Regions from separate parts of the Homo sapiens genome. Here region 1 is linked to region 2. A link is a contact called in ENCODE POLR2A ChIA-PET data. All regions are on one chromosome and are shown on one strand. Each heading gives the region's core, a stretch centred on a gene start or an enhancer-like site at or near the end of the contact. The rest is flanking DNA. Distances are from core to core; before and after follow the strand shown.

Region 1 (4,210 bases), core at 465-2,964, 340 kb before region 2:
TCTCAAGCATTAATTTGTTTAATTTGGTAAAAGTAAAAAACTACTTTCCCAATCCTATAACTTCTAAAACCTACTAGCCTCTGATATTTTCTGTAATGTGATATGTCATGTAGGATGCATTTGTGCACAAAGGTAACACAATATGGCTTGGACAAAGACGTTTAATTGTCTCAGAAAACAAAAATCTTGCATCTCCAAAAGATTCAACAGTGTCATCCAGGACAGGGGCACGTCCTATCCTCCACATGACCTTCCTCAGCACTTCACTGATGTCTTACTTCATTGTCCCAGGACAGCTGCCACTGCAACCAATATCATATTCTCTCTCTCTCTTTTTTTTTTTTTGAGACAGAGTCTCTCTCTGTCACCCAGGCTGGAGTGGAGTGGTACAATCTCAGCTCACTGCAACCTCCACCTCCCGGGTTCAAGCAATTCTGCTGCCTCAACCTCCCGAGTAGCTGGAATTACAGGCGTGCACCACCACACCGGGCTTGTTTTTGTATTTTTAGTAGAGACAAGGTTTCACCATGTTGGCCAGGCTGGTCTCAAACTCCTGACCTCAAGTGATCCGCCTGCCTCAGCGTCCCAAAGTGCTGGGATTACAGGTGTGAGCCACCATGCCTGGCCTACAACAAAGTCTTATGCAAAAAGAGCTACAAAGCCTTCACAGGTATGGTGTCTTTTACCAGAATGAAACAGTCCCTCTCCTTAAGGCATAACAAACAACATCTTCCGAAGCCACGCCAAGAAGTGTGTTCAGATCATGTCTTCATTCTTCTGAATTTCAAGTGAAAGAGCTGCCTTCTTGGAACTTTGTAGAAATCTAAGATGTGTACTAGAGCTGCTCAAAGACCTGCCATTTACTTACTGTACTTGTGTTATCAAAGACTCCATAAAATCAAGTGATTTCCTCTGCTTTTGTCCAGGCCGCCAAAGAACGTGGCGCTTAGTCACTTCAGATTCCCTTCTGTCTGTGATCCCCTCTGAGAAATAAAGCCATAAATATGCTGAGTTCTGTTGACATTCACACCGGAAATAGCACAGAGCTCCAAGTATTGTGGTCTCCTTTCCGATTTTATTGCTAAACAGCAAGAAAAACAGCAGAGGGGCTTTCCTGGCGAGTCAGAGAAATGCAACGTGGTTTTTTGTGTGTTTTTTTTTCTCCGCAAGACAGAGGAAACTATCTCTTCACACCATTGCCAAAGCCAAGAGACTTCGAATGAACAGATAGAGCCCAGAGCAGAACAAACACCATTTGATAAAATGCTTAGAGCACGTCTCCCCACACGGGCAGGGACTATGAGCGTCTGAAAAGCAGAGGTCCGGCCTCCCCTCCTCCCCAACTCAAGGTTGAAAATATCAACAACATTCCTGTCCACTGTAATCAAATACTTACGCAAAAAGCTATGGAATGCACAATAATTTGTCAGGCATCCTTTTAGCAGAGTCCACTAGAGCAAACTCTGGTAGGCTTCCTTGACCCTCAGAGACTGTGCCCTTTAACCTTATTTGGGTCTCTTTTATGGGGGCCTTCACTCTGACCAGATGGCTAAACTATCAAAGGGTTTTATGAGTAAAAACTGCTTTCCCAACTCGTAAGTTGTATATTTCTTTCCATGTTAATGTGAACTATCAACCCAGAGGCTTTAAATTGAAAACACAAGAGGTGTCCTGCAGCTGGGGCTCCCCCCGCCATCCCAGCATTGTGTGTGACCACAAGGGTGATGGGTGTTTGCAGAGAAAACAGCTGACACCCAGATGAGGACAATTTCAGCTAAATATTTAAAATGGCCATCAAGAAAGGAATGATTGATTGATTTTTTTTTTTTTTTTTTTTTTTGGTTCAGGCCATGATCTTTTATCAAGCTGCAGGCAAACATGCTTCCTACATAAATCCAAACTGTATCTTTCTTTTCTTCCATCCCATCCTGTGCATCCACTTTTCAGGGAGGCTGGGTGGCAAATTAAACATAATTAGATCAAATTCTGTGGAATCCAAAGTAGAAAAGGATGCTGTCTCTCAATGTTGAATTTCAAGTTAAATAGTCCTGAGACCTTGAATTGGCTGTATGTGTACACTTATAGTTTGTTTTGTATAATTCTTGAAAATTTTCATAAGAAATGATCAGGATGAGTTGATGCAACGAATATTTATGAGTGAAAACCAGGAGGCTGACACTGTTCTAACACTTAGCAGGCTGCGTGAACAAGAGAGCAGACACTTCATTGAGAAAGTGCTTATGTTCTAGTGGAGAGACGAACAACAAAGAACCCCAAAATGGCAGGTGGTAATAAGCAATGGGACAGGACAGTGGGACAGGGGCTAAGTGCATAGATTCTGCATGGTTAGGAAAGACCCCACTGGGGAGGTGATGACAAAGTAAAGATCTGAATGAGAAGAAGGAGAACAACTCAGGAAGATGTGGCTAGCGCTCCCATTAGACATGTAACGTGCAGCCGGGCGCGGTGGCTCATGCCTGTAATCCCAACATTTTGGGAGGCAGAGGCAGGTGGATTGCTTGAATCCAGGGATTTGAGACCAGCATGGGCAACATAGTGAGACCCTGTCTCTACAAAAAAATACAAAAATTAGCCAGGTGTGGTGGTGCACACCTGTAGTCCCAGCTACTCAGGAGGCTGAGCCCAGGAGATAGAGGTTGCAGTGAGCTACGCTTGCCCCAAATGTACTGTACCAGCCTGGGTGGCAGAGTGAGACTCTGTCTCAAAAAAAAAAAAAAAAAAGAAGTAATGTGAGCCATGTCTGTAATGCTAAAATTTTCTAGTAGCCAGATTTTAAAAAGTAAAAGGAAATGTATGGAAATAATTTAATATATTTTATATTTTTAGTTTATTTCTATTATAATTTATTATATATATTTTTATTTTGTTACTTATTTAATAATACTAGATATATATTTCTGAGACAGTGTCTTGTTCTGTCACCCAGGCTGGAGTGCAGTGGCACATTCATATCTCATTTCCACCTCGAACTCCTGGGCCCAAGCAGTCCTCTTGCCTCAGCCTCCTGAGTAGCTAGGACTATAGGCATGAGCCACTGTGCCTGGCCTATTTTATTATATTTAGATCCATATGTACTATTATATTTTCTAGTAGCTATATTTTAAAAGGGTAAAAAGAAATGGGTGAGCCGTATGCAGTGGTGTGAGCCTGTAGTCTCAGAGTTTCTCAGGAGGATGAGGTAGGAGGATGGCTTGAGCCTAGGAGTTTGAATCTACCCTGGGCAACATAATGAGACCCAGTCTTATAATAATATGAAGAAGAAAAGAAGAAGGAGGAGGAGGAAAAGGAGGAGGAGGGGGAGGAGGGGGAGACGGAGGAGGAAGAAAGAAGAAATGGGTAGAAACAATTTTAATATATTTTATTTTTATTTTTATTTTTTATTTTTTCTTCTTTTTTTTGAGACAGAGTTTCAGTCTTGTCACCCAGGCTGGCATGCAATGGCATGGTCTCGGCTCACTGCAACCTCTGCCTCCCAGGTTCAAGCGATTCTCCTGCCTCAGCCTCCCACGTAGCTGGGATTACAGGCATGCACCACCATGCCCAGCTAATTTTTGTATTTTCAGTAGATAGGGTTTCACCATGTTGGCCAGGATGGTCTCAAACTCCTGACATCAGGTGATCCACCTGCCTCAGCCTCCCAAAGTGCTGGGATTACAGGCATAAGCCACCGTGCCTGGCCAATTTTAATACATTTTGTTTGATTTTAATAATATATTTATTTGCATTGTCATCATTTTTATTTATTTTAAATTTTTAATTTTGCTTATTTGTTTATTTAATAATACATTTTATTATATTCAACTCATATGTAGTGTTAAATTTTCTCATAGCCAGTTTTAAAAGATTTTTAAAAAGAACACAGAAAAAACAGGTACAACAAGCCAGGCATGGTGGCACACACCTATAGTCCCAGCTACTCGGGACATTGATGTGAGAACACAAGTTGAGCCCAGGAGTTTGAGGCCAGCCTATGAAATGCAGTGAGACCCTGTCTCTAAATAAATAAATAAAAAGGAAAAAACCAAGTAAAATAATTTTAATAATATCTTTTATTTTTATTTAATCTATTTTTTTCCAAAATATTGTCATTTCAAAATGATTTTCAAAAATGTTTTTTAAAAAGTAGATGAAAGGCCAGGCGCGGTGGCTCAAGCCTGTAATCCCAGCACTTTGGGAGGCCGAGGTGGGC
Region 2 (4,401 bases), core at 225-2,724:
GGGCTTGAGCTGGAGCTTCTGTGTTTAAACACCAAGAGGAAGTGGATATTGGTGCCTTTCTTTTTCTTTTTCTCTTTTTTTTTCTTTTCTCTTTTTTTGAGACAAGGTCTTACACTGTCACCTAGGCTGGAGTACAGTGGCACAATCTTGGCTCACTGTAACCTCCGCCCCCCGGGTTCAAGCGATTCTTGTGTCTCAGTCTCCCAAGTAGCTGGGATTATAGGCCCGCACCACCACGCTGGCTAATTTTTGTATTTTTAGTAGAGATGGGGTTTCACCATGTTGGCCAGGCTGGTCTCAAACTTCTGACCTCAAGTGATCCACCCACCTCAGCCTCCCTAAGTGCTGGGATTACAGATGTGAGCCACTGCACCTGGCCCATTGGTGTCTTTCAGTGCTGGGATGACACTGATCAGGACTGCATGGGCTGAATATGACCCCCGATAGCAGTGGTTAACATCAGCGGCATGCAGCCCATGTGTCAGGCCCTGTGCTGGGTGCTTATGTGTGTTACACACTGCACTTAACCCTCCTAACGGCACCATGAGGGTAGATACTATTATTCATATTATGCTCATTCTGCAGATGACGGAACGGAGGCTGAGTGAGGTTAAGTAACTTGCTCTGAGGTCACACAGCAGGTGAAAGGCAGAGTTGGAACTTGAACCTAGGCATTTTGCTCCAGAAACAGAACTTACTGTGTAGCCATCACTTTTCTTACATTTCGTGATATCATTAACTTAATAGTATAGTTAGTATTATAATTCTACTGCTGGTGACTTTCTGTCTTTACTATTAGATGAATCAATTTTTTCCTCTCTTCAAACATAGTATTCTCCACTCCCCACCATCAAGCCGTTTTACTCTGCTGGTTGCTTCTCTCTTTCATTCATTCATTCATTCATTCATTCATTTTTTTTTTTTTTGAGACAGGGTCTCATTCTGTTGCCCAGGCTGGAGTGCAGGGGTGCAATCATGGCTCACTGCAGCCTCGAACTCCTGGGCTCAAGCAGTCCTCCTGCCTCAGCCTCCCAAACAGCTGGGACTACAAGTGCATGCCACCAGGCCCAGCTAATTTTTAAATACTTTTTTAGAGATGGGGGTCTCACTCTTGCCCAGGCTGGTCTCAAACTCTCAGACTCAAGTGATCCTTCTGCTTCAGCCAAAACGCTGGGATCATAGGTGTAAACCACCTTGCCTTTTCCTTCTTTGTTGCTCTCTAGTACAGTAGTAGACACTCGATTAGGATCCTGTGTGGCAAGGAGAGGGAATGAAGCAGCACAAACTATCCCTGGAGTACCGTGTGTCACCATCCACACATGCACTACTTAATACAAATAGGCAGAGGTGCACTCTCCCTTGAGGTTTTTTCTGCTACATTTTATTTCCACTGCCTGCCTTTATTTTCATCATACTTTGGTACGTCTCTCAGTCCCCCTGATGACTAAAGAGCGAGAAATTCTGCACGGTCATGCCTGGGCCACGCCTGGGCACAGCCACCCAGGGGACGCAGCATGCAGACGTTCACATCCTGCCCCTCCTTGCCACTTTCCACCCATGTCACCTGAACCAATTTTTTCTTGCTTTCAAGTCATTTATTAACAAATAATAATTAATTACTCTTTTTATTCTTTGATAATTTGACTGAAAAATAATTATCTCATTCAGTTTGAATTTCCTAGATTACCTGGCAGGTGGTCATATTTGCATCTGTCTCTTTTGTTTCTTTGTAAGTTACTAGTTGGCTTAAAAAAAAAAAAAAAGAGTCCCTCTGTGGCCCAGGCTGGAGTGCAGTGGTACCATCTTGGCTCGCTGCAACCTCCGCCTCCCAGGTTCACGTGATTCTCCTGCCTCAGCCTCTCCAGTAGCTGGGATTACAGGCATGTGCAACCACCCCTGGCTAATTTTTGTATTTTTAGTAAAGATGGGATTTCACCATGTTGGCCAGGCTGGTCTCGAACTCCTGACCTCAGGTGATCCACCTGCCTCGGCCTCCCAAAGTGCTGGGGTTACAGGCATGAGCCACCGCACCCAGCCTACTGTTTTAATTTTGATTTAATTGCAAATATAGTTGAATGTCTTTCTACCTGTCAGCTAATTCTTAATATTCTGGTCTATCTACTTTCCTTTGTGGTTCTTCTTTTTCTCATTACTTTGTTAGAATGCTTTATAGAGGAAAGAATATCAAACTTTCACTTTTTGTGGGTTATACATATTTTTGCAGTTTTTTGTTTGTTTTTTGTTTTTGTTTGTGATGGGCTTTATTTTCTTTTACCATATAGAAATTTAAAATTTTTTATTGCCTACATTTTCTTTTTTTTTTTAATTATACTTTAAGTTCTAGGGTACATGTGCACAACGTGCAGGTTTGTTACATTTGTATACATGTGCCATGTTGGTGTGCTGCACCCATTAACTCGTCATGTACATTAGGTATATCTCCTAATGCTATCCCTCCCCACTCCCCCACGCCACGACAGGCCCCGGTGTGTGATGTTCCCCACCCTGTGTCCAAGTGTTCTTACTGTTCATTTCCCACCTATGAGTGAGAACATGCCATGTTTGGTTTTCCGTCCTTGCGATAGTTTGCTGAGAATGATGGTTTCCAGCTTCATCCATGTCCCTACAAAGGGCATGAACTCATCCTTTTTTATGGCTGCATAGAATTCTATGCATAGTATTCTATTCGTTTTCTTAATCCAGTCTATCATTGATGGACATTTGGGTTGGTTCCAAGTCTTTGCTATTGTGAATAGTGCCGCAATAAACATACGTGTGCATGTGTCTTTATAGCAGCATGATTTATAATCCTTTGGGTATATACCCAGTAATGGGATGGCTGGGTCAAATGGTATTTCTAGTTCTAGATCCTTGAGGAATCAACACACTGTCTTCCACAATGGTTTAACTAGTTTACAGTCCCACCAACAGTGTAAAAGTGTTCCTGTTTCTGCACATCCTCTCCGTCACCTGCTGTTTCCTGAGTTTTTAATGATCACCATTCTAACTGGTGTGAGATGGTATCTCATTGTGGTTTTGATTTGCATTTCTGTGATGGCCAGTGATGATGAGCATTTTTTCGTGTCTGTTTTTCTTTTCTTTTCTTTTTTCTTTTCTTTTTTTTCTGAGACTGAGTCTTGTTCTTGTTTCCCAGGCTGGAGTGCAGTGTTGTGATCTTGGCTCACTGCAACCTCCACCTTCCCAGGTTGAAGTGATTCTCCTGCCTCAGCCTCCCGAGTAGCTGGGATTATAGGGGCCCGCCAACACGCCCAGCTAACTTTTTTTGGATTTTTAGTAGAGTTGGGGTTTCATCATGTTGTCCAGGCTGGTCTCAAACTCCTGACCTCATGATCCACCCGCCTCAGTCTCTTAAAGTGCTGGGATTACAGGCGTGTGCCTATGTTTTCATAAAAACAGGATGGCTGTTGGAAGGCCATATACATTTTATGTTTCGATTCACCCAGGAAACTTGCCTCTTCTTCTTCATGCTCCTGATAAACTTAACTTACATGTGTATCTAGCCAGCAGTGTGTTTGGCTTTCTAATTTTTGCCCATGTGATAGACATTGAACAAATTTTAGCATATTGATTTGCCTTTAGAAAAATTATTTGTGCAGACATCTTCCTTTATGTTTACTATTTATTTGTATTTTTTTTTTTTTTTTTTTTTTTATTTTTGGAGATGGAGTCTCGCTCAGTGGTCCGGGCTAGAGGTCAGTGGCACAATCTTGGCTCACTGCAAGCTCCGCCTCCTGGGTTCATGCCATTCTCCTGCCTCAGCCTCCCTAGTAGCCGGGACTACAGGCGCCTGCCACTACGCCAGGCTAATTTTTTTGTGTTTTTAGTAGAGACGGGGTTTCACCTTGTTAGCCAGGATGGTCTCGATCTCCTGACCTCGTGACCCACCTGTCTCAGCCTACCAAAGTGCTGGGATTACAGGCGTGAGCCACCGCGCCCAGGCCTGTATTTTCTTTCCTTTTTTTTTTTTTTTTTTGAGACAGAGTCTCACTGTTTCACCCAGGCTGGAGTGCAGCGGTGCGATCTCGGCTCACTGCAAGCTCCGCCTCCCGGGTTCACGCCATTCTCCTGCCTCAGCCTCCCCAGTGGCTGGGACTACAGGTGCCTGGCACCGCGCCTGGCTAATTTTTTGTATTTTTAGTAGAGATGGAGTTTCACCGTGTTAGCCAGGATGGTCTCAATCGCCTGACCTCGTGATCCACCCGCCTCAGCCTCCCAAAGTGCTGGGATTACAGGCATGAGCCACCGCGCCTGGCCGTATTTTCTTAAATATATGTGTGAATGACCACTTTGTGTCCTGTGCCCATTATTTCTGCTTATAGGTTGGTTTTTAAAAAATAATTTGTAAGAATTGTTTATGTCATAAGAATATTAATATTTTAT

The links. ChIA-PET counts read pairs that join two places held with the same protein, here RNA polymerase II (POLR2A).
Region 1: POLR2A ChIA-PET joins it to region 2 with 12 read pairs in IMR-90. The contact joins two enhancer-like sites. POLR2A ChIA-PET finds 5 or more read pairs at or near these places in 5 of 52 experiments (BJ, HEK293, IMR-90 and 2 more).

Annotation. Positions count from the first base shown.
Region 1 is chr20:52,028,900-52,033,109 of GRCh38, reverse strand. No RefSeq gene overlaps it. Among named protein-coding and RNA genes, the nearest start is that of ZFP64, 160 kb to the left of the region's middle. Within about 2 kb of position 1,714, at least 6 of the 41 ENCODE cell types and tissues checked have a DNase peak (open chromatin) inside an H3K27ac peak, as active enhancers do.
Region 2 is chr20:51,684,289-51,688,689 of GRCh38, reverse strand. The region is part of intron 9 of ATP9A (ATPase phospholipid transporting 9A (putative)); the gene reads left to right. Among named protein-coding and RNA genes, the nearest start is that of ATP9A, 82 kb to the left of the region's middle. Within about 2 kb of position 1,474, at least 4 of the 41 ENCODE cell types and tissues checked have a DNase peak (open chromatin) inside an H3K27ac peak, as active enhancers do.